Linked DNA regions of Homo sapiens: region 1 is linked to region 2. Evidence: chromatin loops called from intact Hi-C (ENCODE). Cell type or tissue: psoas muscle. All regions are shown on one strand. Each heading gives the region's core, and the rest is flanking DNA. Links, peaks and the distances in the headings are about the cores only.

Region 1 (10,499 bases), core at 1,667-9,666, 160 kb after region 2:
CATTTGGTTATCCTGGATACAGTTCAAACAGGTAAGATAAAAGCATGATTATTTCCCCCCATATTTCACAATAAAAGTTTTCAAAATATTGAGTTTATTCCTAGTGAAAAATACTGTTTCTTTTTCTTTCTTTTTTAAATTTAAATTAAATAGAGACATGGTCTCCCTATGTTGCCTGGGCTGGTCTCGAACTCCTGGGCTCGAATGATCCTCTTGACTCAGCCTCTGAAAGTGCTGGGATTACAGGTGTGAGCTACTGCACCCAGATGAGAAAAATAATGTTTTTATTTGTGTGTGTGTGTGTGTGTGTGTGTGTGTATATAAAGGCAGCAGAGTCATCTGGGAATGCTCAGGGAATAGGCGTGGTGGGGTAATGTGCTCAAGAGAGACAAATGTTTGGAGTGGCCTCTAGGAGAACAGGAGAGGGGTTGTGGAGCTTGGTTGATGATGGAGATAGCTTATAGTGGTACCAGTGTACATGTGTGAGTCTATTGTTTTTCATTTTTCCAGTGCTCAGATAACTGCCTAGGAGAACATGTAAATGCAATCATTGTTCATCAGGGTTGGGATTTTGCATGGAGGCGTAAAAGAAGGATTGGTGGGATAGGGGAGAGTCTGGAATCATGGGGAGAATGACTGAAGTGACTGATCATGGTGGTGGGGGGATGGTCTAGGGTGGATATGGAGAGAAATGCACAGTGATTGGTACAAAGAAGGTCCTCAGTAAATATGTGGTAGAATTAATAGATGAAGGGAACTAATAGATTGGAAGAAAATATAGTATTACAAGGACTAGAGATTCCAATGTAGTCAGAATAGGTATTTTGGATATGAATGACATGTGACATAGTAAGATAAAAGACAGGAGGTGAGGATTTGAGAGCAGGGCATATGAAGATCTCACAAGGGAGACCGGGCGCGGTGGCTCACACCTGTAATCCCAGCACTTTGGGAAGCCGAGGTAGTCGGATCGCTTGAGCCCAGGAGTTCAAGACCAGCCTGGCCAGTAGGGCACAACCCCATCTCTACCAAAAACAAAAACAAAAACAAAGAAAAGAAAAGAAAAAAGAGATCTCACAGGACAGCATCTCTGGATTAGCTTATACAGAGTAAGTTATATCAATGGGGGTTGACTTATGGAAGATAAAAAGGAACTATACAGCGTTGGATGAGTTCTAAGTAAGGATTTCACAACCATTTAGGTTGATGGTGGGAGGGACAGAAGGAGATTACAGCTTATTATAAGGAAATGGGTAGGTTAGTGAATAACAGGGAGAAGCAGAGAACTAGAGCTTGATTGCATGAGCCTCAAAAGATGTTTTCATTCATGGTCAGAGTGGCAGTAAGAAGTCCTATATGGCTGGTGGAAGACTAAGCCACCATTAGTGCAGTCTCTAGGGAAGGACTTTCTCCTTAGGAGAAAAAATAGTTTAGTTACGACAAAGAGGAGAATATTGCCAAATTGCTATGCATAGAGGTTAAACCAGTTTAGACCCCCCACCAACAGTGTATGAGAGTATTCGTTTCCTATATGGGGCATTCTTTATTTACCACAGGGTTGATGATAGTTTTCCTTTTTATTAGATTTATAATTGGTACATTGGAACTTGATTCACATCATCCTGTATTCAGTGATGTCTGGCTTCTGAAATGCTGCTGTTATCATTTTATCTGCATTACTTCTTTCATAGGTCAGGCCTCTTACAGTTGTCAAACTTCAGTACAGTTCTATATGAAAAATGCACATAACCTATACCCGCATTTGTTTAGCAAAATGGTGTGCACGGGTTCCTGATGAACATTGCAAATGTGTATCTATAGAAAGGGCCCTACCTTTCTGCACCCTCCCTCTCTTCCCACATGTCCTTTGGCCATCCTTCCATCTGGCACACTTATTCTACCCCCTAATTCTTCAAGATGCTCTATCAGCCAATTTATTCTCCATCAGCCCTTGTAGTTCATCACACTCAATTATCTCTAACCCTCTCCCACCTCCACTCCCACCACACACCCCAGTGCTCCTGCCTCTCAGGATGTGATTGATTTTCCTTCTCCTTCTGCCAGCTTTCTCTCTGGGTTAGACTGCCCTGTCAGATTGTAGTGCTGAGGAAAGAAGGGTTCATCCTAAGCCTGACTTGTACTCTGTACAGCTGGAGTTGTTTCTCAGCATCCAGCCAAGGCTTCTTTGAAAACACTCACTGGGGAAAAGAACAAGGTTGCATCATCCCTTTGGGTCATGGCTGCAGTGTCTCTTGGTGGTTTTAAAAACAGCTCACTCCTTGGCTCTCAAATGACCCTGGAAAACAATTGCATTGGCTACGTAAGTCATAATAGTTATAGTCAAATCATTGCCTACTATTTATATATATATAATTATTTACCATGATTATGCTAATGCACATCATTAAACCAGATTAACTCTGTTAGTTTTATTTGATCACAACAGTGCCTCGTCTGTGAGTGCCCTGTCTCTATAGTTCTTGTGCATGCTGCATGGTCGAGTGCTCACAACTTAAAGGGAATCTTGGTGAACCTGACAGTGTTGATGTTTGAGTATTGATCATAACCCTGTTCATCCATACACATTTTGCTAGCTTCTGAATGCTGTATCTGTTTTTGCTAAAGCTGGGGTAAAAAAGAAAACTCTGAAATTTGAGTGCCCATTTAATCAGGCATTTAATATATCTTATTTCATTTAGCTCTTACAACTCTGATGTATGTAGGATTGCTGTTTCTTTTACAGGTCAAGAAACTGAAACTTACAGTAATTAATTGAACTGGTCTTGAGGATATTTGGTTTTGAGCTATTTCAAATGAAGACAATACTACTCACCTCACAAGGTTGATGGGAGGATTATAGTGTCTGTGCAAAACATGAGTCATAGTGCCTGACACAGAAGTTATTGTACATACATGTTTCCTGTTCTCAGTAAATTTATGGTCTAGAACACTCTTCAAAACATATATTTTGTTTGAACTTCATCGGCTCTAAAAGTGATCCATTCCATCTGGAGCTATGGCATAAAATTATTTGCATGTAGATCTTGAATAACTACCAGCAGTTCCTTGCTTTTATATACTACTGTTTCACCTGAATTCAATAAATTAAAATAGGAGCAAAGAAAACTATATTTATATTTTGAATTTATATTTTGAACAGTATCATTGGAGCATGACTTAAAATGGAAAAAAAAAGACTAAAGTGGTAATTCTTATTGATGCGTGTTGTAACATCAAACACGTTTTCTAGTATCCCTCGTATTTTTTTTTTGGGAGGGGCGCGGCTTATTGAGATATTCACAAACCGTACAATTAACTCATTTGAAGTATACAGTTCAGTGGTTTTAGTATATTTAGAGTGCGCAGCCATGACCACAGTCAATTTTAGAACATTTTCAACACCCCAAACCTTTCAGCAGGCACACTCCACTCACGTTTTTCCCCATCCTCTGGAAACCACTGAGCTTTGTGCCTGTATGGATTTTGCCCACTCTTGACATTTCCTGTAAGTGGAATCACACAGCCCCACTTTGTGCCTGTATGGATTTGCCCACTCTGGACATTTCCTGTAAGTGGAATCACACAGCCCCACTTTGTGCCTGTATGGATTTGCCCACTCTGGACATTTCCTGTAAGTGGAATCACACAGCCCCACTTTGTGCCTGTATGGATTTGCCCACTCTGGACATTTCCTGTAAGTGGAATCACACAGCCCTACTGTGGCCCTTTGTGCCTGGCTTTTTCACTTAGCAGAATGTTTTTATGGTTTATTTATGTTGTGGCAGGCATTAGTACTTCATTCCTTTATTGCCAGATACCATTCCACTGTGTGGGTAATACCACATTTGGTTCATCTGTTCATCAGTTGTTGGACATTTGGGTTGTTTCTACTTTTTGGTTATTATCCATAATACTGCTATGAATATTCCTGTAAAAGTTCTTTGTGTGCTCCTAGGTTTTTATTTCTCTTGGGTCTATAGCTAGTTGAATTTCTGGGTCATATGATTACTGTGTTTAACCTTTTGAAGAACTGCCAGACTTTTCCAAAGTCACTGCATTACTTTACATTCTCACCAGCAGTGTATGAGGATTCCAGTGTTTCCACATCCTCGCCAACACTTGTTTTTTATTTTTATTTTTTTAAGAGACAGAGTTTTGCTCTGTTGCACAGGCTAGAATGTCATGACATGATCAAAGGTCACTGCAGCCTCAAACTCCTGAGCTCAAGCAACCCTCCTACCTCAGCCTCCTGAGTACCTAGGACTGTAGGCGCCACCATGCCCTGCTAATTTTTATTTTTGTATAGGCAGGGTCTCACTGTGATCCTCCCACCTCACCCTGTGATTACAGGTGTGAGCCAGCTCACCCAGCTCTATCTGTCTGAGTGTGGCTTTAACAGAGACTTGTTCATGTCAGTATTGATGACAGTCAGATGCTTTATTGTTACCCATAAATATAACACATTCTGTATGGTGTTTTTCCTGGTACATTTCTAAGCATGCACTCTTATCACCGAGCTACATCCCCACCTCGTGTGTTACATTTCTGGTTGCCTAAGTACTGCACTGATTTTTGGGTGGAATCCTTTATCGCTTATATCGTTGGCAAACTGGAGAGTTAATTCTTTGAACTGATACGAACAATATCACTTTCTGGTTAAAGTCAGTATGTGTGTGAAGGCCTCATATTGCTGTATTTAAAAAATCTTTAGAAACACTTTTCACATGTAGTCTGTCTCAATAATAGTGTGTAGATTTTAAAGGAATGCTGTTAATATAATACCCAGTTTGGGGAAAGTTTATGTGTAGAACTGATAAAGGTATTTTAAAGGTTGTCAGTAACACATGTCAACTCAAACCATGTGTTGATTTGCTCAAAGAAGTTAAAATTAACATTTTAGAGTTACATTCTCCCCTGTCATCACATTGTTTTTGTCTTCCTTATTGTTGTTCTTTAAACAGACTCTGGCTCTGTTGCCCAGGCTGGAGTACAGTGCCTCGATCACTGCTCACTGCAGCCTTGACCTCCTGGGCTCAAGTAGTCCTCCCACCTCAGCCTCCCAAGTAGGTGGGACTACAGGTGCGCACTGCCATGCCCGGCTAATTTTTGTGTTCTTTGTAGAGACAGGGTTTTTCTGTGTTCCCCAGGGGTGGTCTTGAACTTTGGAACTCAAGCGATCCACCCACCTCGCCCTCCCAAAGTACTGGAATTACAGGCATGAGTCACTGTACGTGGCCTCCTATCTTCACAGTGTTACTGTGAATATCCAAATACAGTTGAATGCATTATCAAGGAGGAGCTATTGCTGAAAATTGGTTCTTTTAGGGGGAGGTGATGAAGAAAGCTTAGCTATTATGATGGTTTTTGCAATACACAACCTGTTTCTGTCATACTAAAATTTCATGGTTTGGGGACAATGGGGAGCGAATCTAAAAAGATTCCTTAAAAGGGCGGTAATGAAAAATAGGTTAAGAAATAGTTCCCTGGGCATAAAACAGTTGCTAGAATATAACTAAGGTCACTAGAGATCATTTAGTCAGACCTTTTCCCCCAGTGTTTTAAAGTAAGGCACAGAGTGAAATAACGTATTTCACTTACTTACTCTGTGTCAGGCCACTTTTTCTGTCCATGAGGGTAAAAAAAAATGAAGAGGCCTTTTGCTTCTCTTGGGAGAATGAACAGTTAAAGCATGGTGTGACTATTGTTCTGTCAAGGTGAGTGGGAACACAGAGGAAAGGCCACTCACGTTAAGTCAGCTTGAACGAAGGCGAGGAAGGATCCAGGAGAGGTCATGCTCTGAGTCCAGACCCATCCTTCTAGGCAGCTGTAGTGGAATTTAGTTGTTTTCCAAACTTGAGTGTTTGAGAACCTTGGATTGTTTAATTTGAAATGCAGCTTCTGAGGCCGGATTCTGGAGACTCTGATGCAGGCAGTGCAAGAATCTTGCTTTAGGATTCACCGCTTTACATGGTGGCAGTACAGTAGGCCTTCTTCACGGGCAACTTAAGTTAGTAGTCTAACTTTTCTTTTTGGACACTAACCCTTTAGGCTGCTGCCTTAATCACTTTCCGAGCAGTCTAGAAATAAGTTCACCCCCACCATGGATTAGAACCCCCCACTCTTTTTATGCCCGCACCCCCCCTGCTGCTCCCCGTAGCTAAGCTGTCACTCCTGTCTTGTTTTATGTTCTGTTTGTGTGTATTTTCTTGAGCACTTTCTTTTGTGGTCATTTTGGGTGTGGGATACCTTTACCTACTGCTGTTCAGAATAAAGGCAGTGAGTCTCATCTTTTTACCTAGTCAGAGAGTATTTTGTTGAATCCTGGGTGTTACAGTGAAAGGATAGTGTCAAGTCAAGGGGGACTTGAGAGCAGCCAGCATTATCTGGCACTGATGGAAAGAAAGGAAGGAACACACATGGGGTATTGTTGAAGTACGAGCTAACCTGCTCCTCATTGATGTAGGGCTAATGTCGAAACTCAGAAGCCTGCAGGGCCAGACAGGTAACTTAATGGAGGGGATGGGGCCGGATGTGCAGTTAATGAGTTGGAGGATCCATGTCCAGTCTAAGAGGCAGCCCCCTGTTAGTGCCAGCTGAGTCATGAAGAACTGTGAATCAGTCAGACTTGATTTTTCAAGCAAAGGGAGATACCCAGATTTTTGTGTAAGCTCCTCCAAAGTTTTTTCTTTCTTTCTTTCTTTTTTTTTAATGTTGGACAACCAGTGAAAAGCAAAACAAAACTACAGACCAAAACAAACGTTGCTGCCTGCTACCAGTTTGCAATTTCTTATGCATTCCATGAAACTGACTAGTTGACAGTCTTTTCAGATTGACAGTCCATGAACAGGAATTTGCTAATATTTCTAAGACTCAGACCTTGGCAGAAAGATCGGAAAGCAAGGTAGAATTTGGAGACCGGGTTTTATAATTGTAAGATCTCACTTTTGTGAATTGCTGATTAGAATTCACAAAAGTTAGATCCATGGTGCAGTGCCTCTTCTCTCATCTCTAAGTTTAGGAAGCCCTCAGCACCTTTTGAACTGTGTAACCTGACAAGAAAGATGTCTGGGGAATTAGCAAGTTCTATTTTTGTTTGGTCCAGTGAAAATTCTGGACAGGCCACAAACACATTCTAGGGAGTCTAGAATAGACTCCCTTGAGCTCTTTTAATTCTTAAAAAAAAAAAAAAAAAAAAAAAAAACAGGAGCAGGACCATCCAACTTAATCCAGTGAAACGGTGATTTTTTCTCATAGTCATCCCATCCCTTATACAGTGTCTCTCTGGCCAAATTAATTAATACATCAGATGTTCTGAAACACACTGTACTAAATTAGATTTGGGGTCATAGCTATGAATTATCAGTCATCCTCCAAGGGTGCTGGGCAAAGCAAAGGTAAATTTTTTGAAACTTTAGTTTCTTTCTTTTCTTTTCTTTACCTTCTTTCTTTCCCTTCCTCCCTCCCTCCCTCTGTCTGTCTCGCTCTGTCACCCAGGCTGGAGTGCAGTGGCACCATCTCAGCTCACTGCAACCTCCGCCTCCTGAGTTCAAGAGATTCTCCTGCCTCAGCCTCCTGGGTGGCTGGGACTACAGGTGCGTGTCACCACGCTCAGTTAATTTTTTATATTTTTAGTAGAGACGGGGTTTCACGGTGTTAGCCAGGATGGTCTTGATCTCCTGATCTCGTGATCTGCCCGCCTCGGCTTCCCAAAGTGCTGGGATTGCAGGTGTGAGCCACTGCACCCGGCCTTTAGTTTCTTGATGTACCATTTGCTGTTAGCTTAAATTATGCCAACTACAGCCCAAGCTTAATTCAACATTTAAATAAAGTTCTATGCACAATAATACAACACAGCACTTCTATTATAGCAACAACATTAGCTGTCTCTAGTTCCTAAAATAAGAAACTGGAGTGACGGAAGAAAGACTTGGGTTGCTTGTTCCCACCTTTGACTTGTAAACTTCCTTAATGGTCTTTCATCAGATGCTTAAGCTGCCAGAGTATCCCTTATGAATTAACCAGCTACTCTGTGGGAAACTGCTTTTGTACTACTTCCAATTCTGACAACCTTTTTCTCAAGTTGAGCTGCCTCTGTTCCTACTTCTGAAATGCCTGTGCAATGCTGACTGAGTTTGTCACCAGTAAGTTCTCCCCAGACAGGGAAGTCCTGCGGGACCAGTATCAGTCCTCAGTCAGGAAGAGGTTGTATAAATAGCGGGTGCTCACACTCTAGAAAAAGGGGCGGAGGAGAAGGTAAGTGTTGAGCCCCAGATGTGAACTCCTATTTTTGTTTCAGGGTAATTAATGTTTCCTTAAGTGAGCTAAGCCTTGGGCTCTTGCGCCTCTGGCTTTCAGGCCTGAATCAGCAATCTTTAGGCAGGAACTGGGGGTGGGGAAAAGGATTTTGTATTTCATGTCATCCCCAAATGAATGAAGTAATATGAGAGCAGCACTTTCTGAAGCTTGGCCTTGAGGCTGGAGAATGGGTTGTGGAAGGTGAAAACTTTCCTTTTAAAATCCTAGTGACTTGGGGAGAACTGGCCTCTGACAAGTCTCTTGCTGCAGTCTGATGACTGCAGCTCTCAGAGATGCTGTTGGGTTGTCTGGTGTTTGTTTCTAGTTCTCTGCTCGAGTGTTAGTGCCATTAGATGGTCTTGCCCCTGTCTGCGGTTCTGCCTTCCATGTCTTCCCCTTCCCCCTTGGCCTCCTAAATTAGATACATTCCCCCTCTGCTCCCAGACGTCTCCATCTCCTCATCCCCTGACAGAGCAATCATTTATCAAGTTGTTTCACGCGTTGTCGGGAGGGGGGCCCTGGGGACTCAGTTTGTTTCGTCCCTTTGTTGAAGCTCCACAGGATCGGCCAGCTTAGTCTCCAGCCAACTGCTGAGAGTTGCTGGACTCCAGGAGCAAATGTTAAAGGGGCCGCCTTTCATCTACTTGCTGTGACTTCAACCTTTCTATTTAAATTCCAGCTTATTGGAACTCACATACGTACACTTCCTCGACATGTTTTTGATCATATGATATTTCTTTTTCATTATGTACCTCCCCATCCATACCATCACTGAGGACCTGAAATAGATTTTTCATAGTATATTACTGTAGACATACTTTGTAAGTAGGAGTTCCTGCTTTTTTATGACTTCTTTTTATGTATGCTTTGACTTATCAAGGTGTCACACTGTTGACCATAGAAATTTCTAAATAGTATAGGGATTAAAAAAAATTTTAAAGTTTGTCAGACTTTAAAATGCAAGGTGAGCATCACTGCTTCTTAGCAGGAGTGATGAAGGTTTTCCATAGTGTCTACAAAGATAAAAGGAAAAATTTCCTTCGACTTCAAGGATGTATAGTGTGAATGTTAACCAATGTTGACCATGAATTTGAAAGATGGATGTTACTCACTGTAACTTAATAGTTTAAAAGGACAAAGTTTCTTTTGTGGAGTAATAGAAATGAGACTTTAATGTTAATGAAAATTTTTTTCTGTGATCTAGGAATATTTCCTCCCAGTATTTTATTATGAAAACTTCCAAATGAACAGAAAAGTTGAAAGAATTGTACATTATATTTGGGGTTTTAAAAATGCATTTCTTTAGCAAGCTGAATATTACATGCAGTAGTATCATAATGCATTGTAAAGTTATGCTTGGAAGCAAAGTAACAACAAAAATGCCCCAGATGACATGCGTTACAAACAGAACATTTCAAAAATGAGTCCCTTTCAACCTGAACAGGGCTTATCTTGTGTTTATTGTAGACAAGCTGAGCCCAGAACCTAAAGTTGTATAGTATTGAGAAGTTTAGTGGGGAAAATGTTTTCCTTTCTCATCACATGTTTTGGGTTGAAAATATTTAATCACTTTGATGAGACTTGTCGACTGACAAGTAGTTTATAATGAGAGTAAATTGTCCTTAGTACCGTGATTTGGTTCCTGTATATGGAGTCTCTTAAAACAACTTACTCAATTTAACATCAAAATGAGCCCAAAATGTTTTCCCATAAGGCAAGCTTGTCCAACCCACCTGCCCGCAGGCCGCCTGCAGCCCAGGACGGCTTTGAATGAGGCCAACACAAATTCGTAAACTTTCTTAAAACATTATGAGATTTTTTTTTTTTGCAATTTTTTTTAAAGCTCATCAGGTATCATTAGTGTTAGCATATTTTATGTGTGGCCCAAAACAATTCTTCTTCAAGTGTGGGCCAGGGAAGCCAAAAGATTGAACAACCCTGTCATAAGGTATGTCATTATTGGGATGATTTCCAGCTGAAAAACTTCAGTGTGTTATTTCTTATTGATTTTTCACAGTGAAACTTAATAAAATTGTAATCGCTAAGAAAAAAAAGTTGTTTTCTTTTTTTCTTATATTAATACTGTTTGGCTGGACATGGTGGCTCATGCATGGAATTCCACACTTTGGGGGAGGTCAAGTTGGGAGGATCACTTGAGGCCAGGACTTAGAGACCAGCCTGGGCAACAGAGTGAGACCTCATCT
Region 2 (10,499 bases), core at 1,592-9,591:
GCTCCAGCCAGATGGCAAACTACACCTCAAGGACAGACACTTGTCATACATGCCTGTGTCCCCCAGAGCTGCACCCAGCACAGAGCTGGTCACAAAGTGGCCTCCCCAAATTTCTGTGGCTTTAGCCTAACAAACACCTGCAATTCCTTATAGCTGAACAAAGATGAATGACCCTAACCCGTTCAAGTCAGGCTGGACTCCTTCCACTCTGATCATACATTTGGTTTTACAAAGCGCTGAGCGACAGGAAGAAAGAATGGCTCTTACTGGCCGAGTTGAAGGGCTTCGAGCACATTTTTCTCAACAGCACAATCTGGCTCCCTGACACAAAAGGCAGGGAAAGGAAGGGGCAGCGGCTCCCAATGAACAGAGACGGATGGCGGCCGGGCCTCTGCCGCCACTGCTGTGCCCACTGGGCAGACCAGCCACATCTCCTGGCTCAGGCCAAAGACTAGGGCAGATGACACATGGGGTACTCACAGGAGAGCTGTGCTCAGGGCTTCCTGCTGGCCCCGGAACCTTCCAGAATGGCCTCTCACACACTCCCCGCCCTCCCTCCTTCTCTCTGTCTCTCCCGGAACCTTCCAGAGTGGGCTCTCACACACTCCCCTCCCTCCCTCCTTCTCTGTCTCTCTCTCTCTCTCAGTGAAAGGACTTCCTTGGCAAGAGTGTCAGGTTTCAGTTGTCTGTGTCCTGGGAAATTACAAGATCTTTCCCCTTTCTCTTTTTAGCTAGGATTACACATGCAGAGCCATTTGGCTCCCCTGGCCTGCGCAGCTGCTGCCGGCCGGGCCGGGGGATCATGCCAGGCAGCCCAGCCAGAGGTGAGCTGGGTCACAGGGGTGAGCTGCCAGGCCTGCTCACCCCTCTTCTTGGTGTGATCCCCTCAAGTCCAATCCCCAGGGACCTTCCCCAGGAATGCTGAGAGCACCAGCTGTCCCGGCCATGTCAGGCATCTGGCCACCAGGTCTCCTTCCACTCCAGGGGCAACCACCGCCAGAGGGAAAAACGGAAACACCAGGTTATTTGTGATCTGCATACTCACTCCTCGTTTAGAGAGACAAGCAGGAGGCCAGGGGAATAGATGGGACTGTGGGAACAGCCAAGGGCAGAGGGTGAAGGGCGGCGATCAGAAGGAAAGACGGAATGCCCACACATTCCCTGCCGCTCCCGGCTCCAGCCGTGGAGGAAGCGGGGCTCGGAGGACATTGCACCAGACAGGTCTTGTTTAGAAAATTGGAAAAGAACAAATATTGATTACAAGAGTGCAGGAGAATGGGCCCTTCCATCATCAAAAACAGGTATTCAGCCAGGCGAAGTGACTCACGCTTGTAATCCCAGCACTTTGGGAGGCAAAGGCAGGAGGATCGCTTGGGCCCAAGAGTTTGAGACCAGCCTGGGCAGCATGGTGAAACCCAGTCTCTACAAAAAATACCAAAAATTAGCTGGGTGTGGTGACGTGTCTGTGGTCCCAGCCATTCGGGTGGCTGAGGTGGGAGGATTGCTTGGGCCCGGGAGGTCGAACCATGTTCACACCATGGCATTCCAGCCTGGATGACAGAATGAGACCCTGTTTCTAATAATAACAGTAATAATAATAATAAAATACATACTCACTAGCTATGACTCTGCTTTACAGGATAATTGGGGCAAAAATGTTCTTGGGTGAAACTGGGTAACCTAATTTGAAAGGTCTGGGAAACATGGCCCAATTTCAGCCTCGCTCGCCACTCACAGGCCAAGTGGAGGTTGCGGTTCATAACATACTGGACACTAGACATCACTAATGCCTTCATTCTACAAATGGGAAAACCATGGCTGAGAGGTCACCTGATCTCCCAAGTTCACTCAGAGACGTGGGGATGGGCCGAGCTCCAGAGCCTGGGCCTTGCCCTGCTCCACCCCATACAGCACGAAGTTCCCTGGCCAACTAAGGAAGGAGTGCAAGGTGACTGAAGAAAACAAAAACAAACAGAACTGACACAAAAAACAAACAAACAAAACTGAGTGCCAAAGAAGGAGAATTTGGGGGCTGAGGCTGTGGCTGCAGAGTGGGAGTGGGGATAATCAACGCTGGGCTCCTGAGTGTCTCTGGAAGGGCGGGCCCTGGTGTCCAGAGCGCCTGGTGCCCACCTTCCCCTTTCCCCCAGGGCCCCTGTCTGAGAGCTCTTCTACCCACTCCTGGCTGCTGGGGCACCTGATATTTTCCAAAACACAATTTTCACACCCTTAATAGTGGGCTGCGGAGGAGTCAGGATCAGAGCCTCTAGCTCAGATTTCCTTCCCTGAAAGGATACGGTCTTAGAAACTGCATGCTGTGCAGAGTCCTATCATTCAGAAGAAACACAAAACCCAAGCCCTGGGGAGTCACGTGGCCACCACGGATGCCCCGGCCTCGGACTAAGCTAAGGGCATTAGCCCGGGTGGCCTGTAGCTGCTCTGCAGCTCTGATCAGTCCTACAGACACATGGCACCCCCCACCTGTCACCTTTAGGACCCTCCAGTCAGGCCCCCTTAAGATGCAGTGTTCCCCATGCTCACCTTTGAGGCTTACTCTGCTGCTAAGGAAACAGCATGCAACTTCCCAGGGTTATGAGAAATAATTTTCCTAGGAATGTCACCAGCTGCAGACGCCCCTGTCATAAACTGTCCCAGCTCTAAGCCGCCTAGGGCTTTTATCCCCTCCTCTTAGCTACTCATTACCCAGCTTAATTAGGCCAGGAAATGCTGGCGCTGAAGACACTCTCGGCAGGAGGCAGGGCTGGAGGAGAGATTCTCAGCAGCGCCACTTCCTGAGGCTTGATCTGGGGGCTGGGGAAGGCTGTGGAGGAGGTCGGCTGGGGATGGCAGGCTGCGTCCTCCAGTGAACAGCTGCTGGGAACGAAGCAGGGATGCACGCATTTGCTCCCCAGGCCCTCCAGGGAGCTGAGGGTTGCACTTGTTTACGGTAACAGCACCGGATCTGAAGGCCTTGGAAGGCTCTGCCTGCCCCCACCCCAACCCTCCCATCTCAATTAACCAGCTTCACCACCCCACCCCCACTCTTTCCTAGGGAAGAGGTTGAAACCTCAGTTACCACTCACAATATTTCAGCCCCAACCCTGACATAATCACAGTCAAAGACCCAGCCTGAGATGCCTTCCATTTTCAGCCAGCCCCTGACCTTCACCCTGAACCACCTTGGTCATGCACAACCTCCTGGTTCTTCACTAGGTGGAACACAGGAATGGGGTTGCCTGCTATAGAGCTGTATGTGCTTCACCCAGTTTTGGAGCTTTCTGCTCCAGTGGCGTTGGAAGGGGAGTAGCAATGTTGAGGGTTCATAGAATGGGGTTTATATCAGACAGATGGGGGTCTAGACTGTAGCTCTGCCCCAGGTCATTCTGTGACCTTGAATATGCTATTTCATTTTTCTGCACCTAAGTTTCTTTAGCTGCAAAAATGGGGGTGCTAATATCGGCTTCTTGGGAGGTTGAGATGATCTTATATCCTTATAGTAGACACAGGCAAATGTTCAGTAAGAAGTGGCCGGTATCTCCGATGTGGGGCACTAGTTCAGAGGCCTGCAGTTACCAACTTTTCTTTGCTGGGAGGTATGGAAAGGGGAAAACTAGTATTAATGAGATCCCGCTATCTGTGGAAGGTATTCATACTTACACGATTTTCCTTTCATTTCCCAATTATCTGTGGAGGCTTTGAGATTTAAATGAGTAAACTGAGGCTCGGAGAGGGTAGGAGGGTGAGTCATGCCTCATGAGTGGCAGAGCAGATCATACAACAGGGCTACGGCAGATGCCCAGGGCTGCTGAGTCTGGGACTGCTTCGTGGCCTGGAAATGTCAGAATGACACCAGTCTAGGCCAGGCGCAGTGGCTCAGGTCTGTAGTCCCAGGACTTGGGGAGGCCGAGGTGGGCGGATCACTTGAGGTCAGGAGTTCGAAACCAGCCTGGCCAATATGGTGAAACCCGTCTCTACTAAAAATTCAAAAATTAGCCAGTTGTGTTGTTGGGCGCCTATAGTCCCAGTACTCAGGAGCCTGAGGCACAAGAATCGCTTGGACCCGGAAGGCAGAGGCTGCAGTGAGCTGAGATCAAACCATTGCATTCCAGCCTGGGCGTCAGAGCGAGACTTATCTCAAACAAACAAACAAACAAAAGAATCACACCAGCCTAGAGCGAGTAGGATGACTAGAATCTCAGCAGCCACAGCACCAGGTGGATCATCGCCCTGGAGAGGGGAATATGAGGGCTGAGTCACAGTGTCATCCAAAAAGGACTTGTCAGCCTCTGCAGAGGCTGCCTCTCACCTGCGGAACACGTACCCACTGTGCTGTAAGTCCTGGAGCAATTTGCTTCAGCCTTCTCAGGTGTATGGTTTTATGCCTTGGCTTTTCCATTGTGTCCACATTTTCTCAGAAAATGCAAACTTCTTGAGAAGTGACCTCATTTCCCTCACCTGCAGCAAGACAAACGTAATTCTTGGCACTCAGATATGCAATAGTGCTGTGATTTTAACTTTTCTATGTAACTGTAACTTTGAAAAGTACTCTCCCATTCCACCAAGCAAAAAAAGAAAAAAAAAAAAAAGCCCCAGGGCAGGGGTGGAGGGATTGGGGCGTAAGGGGAACCTCCAATTCCATCCAGAGGAGGGCACTAGTCCATCTGCTCAGGCCCTCCACACATCGAGGTGCTCCTAGGTCCCCAAGAAAATCTCTTGATCCACCCAAAGAATCCCAAACTACTGACCATTGGTTTCCAAGGTCCATGAGTCATGACACTCTTAGACTTACTTAGCTGGTAAGATGCTTCTCATTTGAAAAACACAAAATCAAGAAAGCTCCTGGCTGAGCAGCTAGAGGCATAAGAAACCTTGGAATCCTAAACCATCAGGGTCTCTGGCTTTGTCAGTCTCTGTTGGGATCCTAGATAAGTGAAGTCAGGGGTAAAGAAAATAAATCGGCAGCTTCCCAGGGTGCTGGAAAGGCTGTCAGGCAGAACTTCCTTCCATGTGGCTCCAGGGAGCAGAACTTGGGTAAAGCTTCAGAAAGGCCGCTGTGGGCTTCACATGCAGCTGTTCCTAACCCCTGGGGCTGTCAGGAATTCTGTCTTGCTAAGGAAGGAAGGCCAGGCAGTGCAGGTGCAGGTGGGGGTTCTGGGGAGGTGGGTGCTGGGGGACTGTGCACCGAGGAAGATGTGGGGCCCTCAGGGTCACACCTCCCACCCCCAGAATTCTACAGACAAAGATGCTGTGATGTATAACTAGGAAAGGTGAAGGTGGGGGGACAGCCACTGAAACAGAGCCAGGATGTTGAGCTCTAACCCAGGGATTTTCCTCTCAACACCATCTGGGGCACGCTTTTAGAGCATCTCCCCTCCCCATTCACTCTACACCTCCTTTCCACCCACCGGGAGGCTCCATCTTCCTCAGTTGACTCCCACACAGAGGCAGAAGAAGGAGAAGCTGCCTCCACCCTGAGGAGCTTGGGGGCAAACATCTGCTCCCTACCATTGTTTCCCCTTATTTAGTGGGTGGGAAGGACCTGGCAGAGCTCTTCAGCCAAATCACACACCCAGGTGGCAGTTTGGTGAACCCTCCTCCAGGGTAACTGGGGAAAGCTGAAAATGCCTGTTGGCCTGACAGGGGTTTTCAGAGTGTCACTCCCATGCTGAGTGGGTGGGGCGGAGAGGTGACATTCACCCTCCTCGGCAGCACCCCTTATGTCCCTCGTGTGTTCTCCGGCTGCAGAGCCCAGTGAGGCTATGCAGTGACAGATAGTCACTTGTGCCTCTCTCTCCCTTCTGCTCCCCCCCGCCCCTGCCACTTCTACCCACCCAGGCTTGCAGCAGAGGGCCTGGAGTCTTGGGTGTGGGCAGGTGTTTATCTCATCAGACAACTAAAGTTTTGCCAGGGCTGGGCTGCGGGTTCACGCATTCACCTGCTGACCTGCTTAGGAAACACAGGGCAGGGTTTTGTTCCAGTGCCTTCCTGGCAGCCACACCCACTTAACACCAAATTCCCAATGCCAGGTCTGAGACAGAGGGGATCGCAGTGGAGACTGCACTCGCTTCAGCAGTTACCAGCTCTGGTAATATCTGTTGAGCAACTGCTCCATGGCAGGGCTGGGGAGGTGGCCCGTGAACAAATTGGCCAGGGCAGGTCCCTGCTCCGACCTGTGGTGCTTGCAGTCACCGTCTGGGGAGGGACTGCAAAACCACACAGACAGTACGACAGACGGTGCACCATGAGGAGAAGGTCTGGCTTCCATGAACATGTGCCACAGCGGGAGCAAAGTAAATGAGATTGGAGGGGGCCAGGAGGAAATGACATTGAAGCTCAGAGGAAGAGAATTTAACCAGGACTGGACTGTCTTCCGGGGGCGATCAGAGCAAAGGCGCTAAGATGACAGGAGCCACTATGCGTCTGAAGAAGCCAGGTGGGTGCTGACTCACAGTTCTTATTCTGGTCTTTCTCATGACTTACCTGTGGCCTGACCCACAGCCCTTCATTTCTCCCTGGACAACGTGGCTGTCCAGAGGAGAGGAGACTGGGCGTCCAAAGTACTGCCAGCCCCTGCGTTGTTATTATCGATTACAACGTGTTATTTCCAGCTTCTACCCTCTCCACAAAAAAAAGAGCCTTCTGGGAGAGGACACCTGCCCAGACATAGCCTGGACTCCGCAGGGGTTCCCACAAGCACATCCAGGCTCTGTCATTCCCTCCTTGTAGATGATCTGGCAAATTTGGAGTTTGACTCCTAATTCTGCTGCCTCAATCCCTGCCCCTCCCCTCACATGAGCACTGTGGACGGTCGCATGTGCGCTTCCCCTGTTGAACTCAGACACGCATGCATGCCAAAGGGAATCATACATTTCTTCTAGAATTTATTTTTCTTTTCTTTTTTTTTTTTTTTGAGACAGAGTCTCGCTCTGTCGCCAGGCTGGAGTGCAGTGGCTCAATCTCAGTTCACTGCAGCCTCCGCCTCCTGGGTTCAAGCAATTCTCTGCCTCAGCCTCCCAAGTAGCTGGGATTACAGACACCCACCACCATGCCCGGCTAATTTTTGTATTTTTAGTAGAGACAGGGTTTCACCATCTTGGCCAGGCTGGTCTTGAACTCCTGACCTCGTGATCCACCCACCTCAGCCTCCCAAAGTGCTGGGATTGCAGGCATGAGCTACTGCACCTGGCCTAGAATTTCTTTTAACTGAATAATTTATCTTCCATTAATACATGTGCTTCTATCCTTGTTTGTTTTTCGTTTTTGTTTTTTTGTTTTTTTGAGACAGAATCTCGCTCTGTCGCCTAGCCTGGAGTGCAGTGGCGCCATCTCGGCTCACTGCAAGCTCCGCCTCCCGGGTTTACACCATTCTCCTGCCTCAGCCTCCTGAGTAGCTGGGACTACAGGTGCCCGCCACCACGCCCGGCTAATTTTTTGTATTTTTTTTAGTAGAGACAGGGTTTCACTGTGTTAGCCAGGATGGTCTCAATCTCCTGACCTCGTGATCCACCCCTCTCGGCCTCCGAAAGTGCTGGGATTACAGGCGTGAGCCACTGCGCCCGGCCCTCTCTTTGTTTTTATTTTTATTATTTTTATTTATTTATTTATTTTTGAGACAGAGTTTCGTTCTTGTCGCCCAAGCTGGAGCGCAATGGCGCTCTCTCAGCCCACTGCAACCTCTGCCTCCCTCATTCAAGCTATTCTCCTGCCTCAGCCTCCAGAGCAGCTGGGATTACAGGCATGCACGACCATGCCTGGCTAATTTTGCAGTTTTAGTAGAGATGGGGTTTCTCCATGTTGGTGAGGCTGGTCTCGAACTCCCAATCTCAGGTGATCCGCCCGCCTCTGCCTCCCAAAGTGTTGGGGTTACAGGCGTGAGCCACCGTGCCTGGCCTCTCTCTTTGTTTTTAACTGCTTCATTGTTTTACTTAGTCTGGATGTCATAATTTATTTACTTGTTTGTTTGTTTATGTTTTTAGAGTCAGGGTCTTGCTCTGTTGTCCAAGCTGGAGTGCAGTGGTGTGATCATGGCTCACTGCAGCCTCGACCTCCCAGGCTCAAGAGATCCTCCTGCCTCAGCCTCCTAAGTGGCTGGGACTACAGGCATGCACCACCATGCCACCAAATTTTATATTTTTGGTAGAGAGGGCCTTGCTGCTTTGCCCAGGCTGGTCTCAAACCCTCAACCTCAAGCTATTCTCCCACCTTGGCCTCCCAAAGTTGCAATTACAGTTCTTATCCACCAGGATGTGATGATTTATTTAATGATTTCCTTATTGATAGATATTTTGGGTCCCCCTTACCTTTTATTTATTTCTCTCTTTTTTTTGTGTGCTATTTTACCTAGGGTTACTTTTTAATAAGGTGAACTTAAGGTGGGTTGGAGTTCAGATTTTTTTTTTTTTTTAGAAAACTTACAACAGATAAAGATGAGGAACCCACCACTAACGATGTTGAATTTGTTTTTGTTTTTCTTGTAATAAGTCCTATTTGGAACCTTGGCCCATTTGCTACTGGGCCAGCCCCCTCCTGCTAGGATGACCTTAGCCCCCTGGGCCAGCCCTGCTTCCCCAGTCCCTACCCCCTGGTGCAGTGGTGATGAGACACCTCCCTCTGCTTCCTCTGAGCCCTCCTTCGACACTGATAGGCCGGGCTCACCCTTGCAGGGCTGGAATTTGCCAAGCTTGCCTCCCTCCCTCTGGGAATGAGCACTCCCCACCCCTCCCCCTTCATTTTCTCTGGAGCCTTTGGGACAAACAACTCTCTAGGACGGAGCTACCTCCTAAGGGAGGCCCCTCTGGCCTCTTCCCTGGCATCTGTGACCACCTGCGTCTGCCACAGCTTCTCTGGTCCAGCCTGACCTGATGAGTCTATTTGTACTTCCTCACTGTCTTCTTTGAACCTTGATTTCTGAGGAAGTTTCCAATCCCACCCCCAGCCAGAGTCCTTCCTGTTCTCTCATGATGTTTCTCCCCAGCTCAGGGCCTTTTGTTTTCCACCCCAACCCTCCCTGCAAGTTTGTCCCCCTTTGCCAGGAGCTCTCCAGCCCAGCAGCCTCTCTTCTTACTAATCTCTTTTCCAAACGCTGTCTTCTGTAGCCAGGTCTACCCAACAGAAAGTGAAGAAGGTTGGCAATTATCTAATGAGTCCACACAATGTAGACAGCCAATTAAAATATCCTTGACACAACCAATCCCCTCCGCTTTGTTGAAAGCTGAACTCCAGTGAGGCCTGCCCCTGACAAAATCTGTCACACAATCTAGATGATTGGGGTGACAAGAACCGATGTTTATCTAACTAGCAAGTGAGAATTTCAGCTTTCTCTAGGTCTGGCTGCCATCTCTCCAAATAAAGGATAGTCCAATGTACCCACAAACAAATAAACGAAACAAAAGAGAAAACACACACCACAAAAACTGCTTTCTTAGAGTTGGTGTCTAATTGTGAACTGAAGTCCACCCTCAAAATAGGAATTTCTGTGGAAGGTACTGTTTTTGTGGTGACTCGAATCCCAGCGTTCTATCTGTAGGTGCACCCTGGTGCAAAACACAGTGCACAGTGGAGTGCTGTAGCTTTCGCGTCTCCAGGGACTTTGACGTCCCTCCCTCTTGCCTTGTTGAAAAATTCAAACTAGAAGAATCCTATGAAATAAAATGCAATTAATAAGCACTCTTTAGGTGTTTAGGGTTGGTTAAAGACAGAAGCCAGGGCCGGACGCGGTGGCTCACACCTGTAATCCCAGCATTTTGGGAGACCAAGGCAGGCAGATCACCTGAGGTCAGGAGTTCGAGACCAGCCTGATCAACATGGAGAAACCCTGTCTCTACTAAAAGCAGAAAATTAGCTGGGCGTGGTGGTGCATGCCTGTAATTCCAGCAACTTGGGAGGCTGAGGCAAGAGAATCACTTGAACCTGGGAGGCGGAGGTTGCGGTGAGCCAAGATCACACCATTGCACTCCAGCCTGGGAAAGACAAGAACAAAACTCTGTCTCGAAAAAAAAAATAGCTGGGCGTGGTGGCGGGAGCCTGCAGTCCCAGCTACTTGGGAGGCTGAGGCAGGAGAATGGTGTGAACCCGGGAGGCAGAGCTTGCAATGAGCTGAGGTTGCGCCACTGTACTCCAGCCTGGGTGACAATGCGAGACTCCGTCTCAAAAAAAAAAAAAAAAAAAAGAAAGAAGCTACTTCTCTGACTGCACAGTTATCTTCTATTTGACAATTTGAGTCAGAACATTTAATCTTCCACTTCAATTATTTACAAAACACTTAAATTATTTTAGTTATTTTCTTTCTTTCTTTTTTTTTTTTTTTTTAGTAGAGACAGGGTTTCACCGTGTTAACCAGGATGGTCTCGATCTCCTGACCAAGGATGGTCTCCATCTCCTGACCTCGTGATCCGCCCACCTCAGCCTCCCAAAGTGCTGGGATTACAGGCATGAGTCACCGCGCCCGGCCTATTTTAGTTATTTTATTAAACTGACACTAGATGTATTATTATTATTAT

What was found. Peaks named below come from ENCODE experiments on the same cell type or tissue, not always from the same donor. Only the 100,000 strongest peaks of a DNase experiment are listed, where the experiment ranks them.
Region 1: a loop joins it to region 2, with 2.3 times the contacts of the local background. A loop is called at or near these places in 3 of 110 quality-filtered maps.

Annotation. Positions count from the first base shown.
Region 1 is chr22:17,428,510-17,439,008 of GRCh38, forward strand. All of the region lies in intron 1 of CECR2 (CECR2 histone acetyl-lysine reader), which reads left to right. Among named protein-coding and RNA genes, the nearest start is that of CECR2, 64 kb to the left of the region's middle. RefSeq lists a silencer at 4,361-4,561 and an enhancer at 7,057-7,617. In psoas muscle, for the core only: no CTCF peak of the experiment used is centred there; no DNase peak of the experiment used is centred there; H3K4me3 peaks cover 2,112 bases; H3K27ac peaks cover 8,000 bases.
Region 2 is chr22:17,263,982-17,274,480 of GRCh38, forward strand. It overlaps CECR3 (cat eye syndrome chromosome region, candidate 3), which reads right to left and starts at 2,752. Exons shown (of 3, transcript NR_038398.2): 1 at 2,542-2,752. RefSeq lists enhancers at 1-374, 375-1,201, 5,522-6,510. In psoas muscle, for the core only: a CTCF peak has its summit at 4,668 (motif pointing right); DNase peaks (open chromatin) are centred at 2,400 and 2,860; H3K27ac peaks cover 2,016 bases.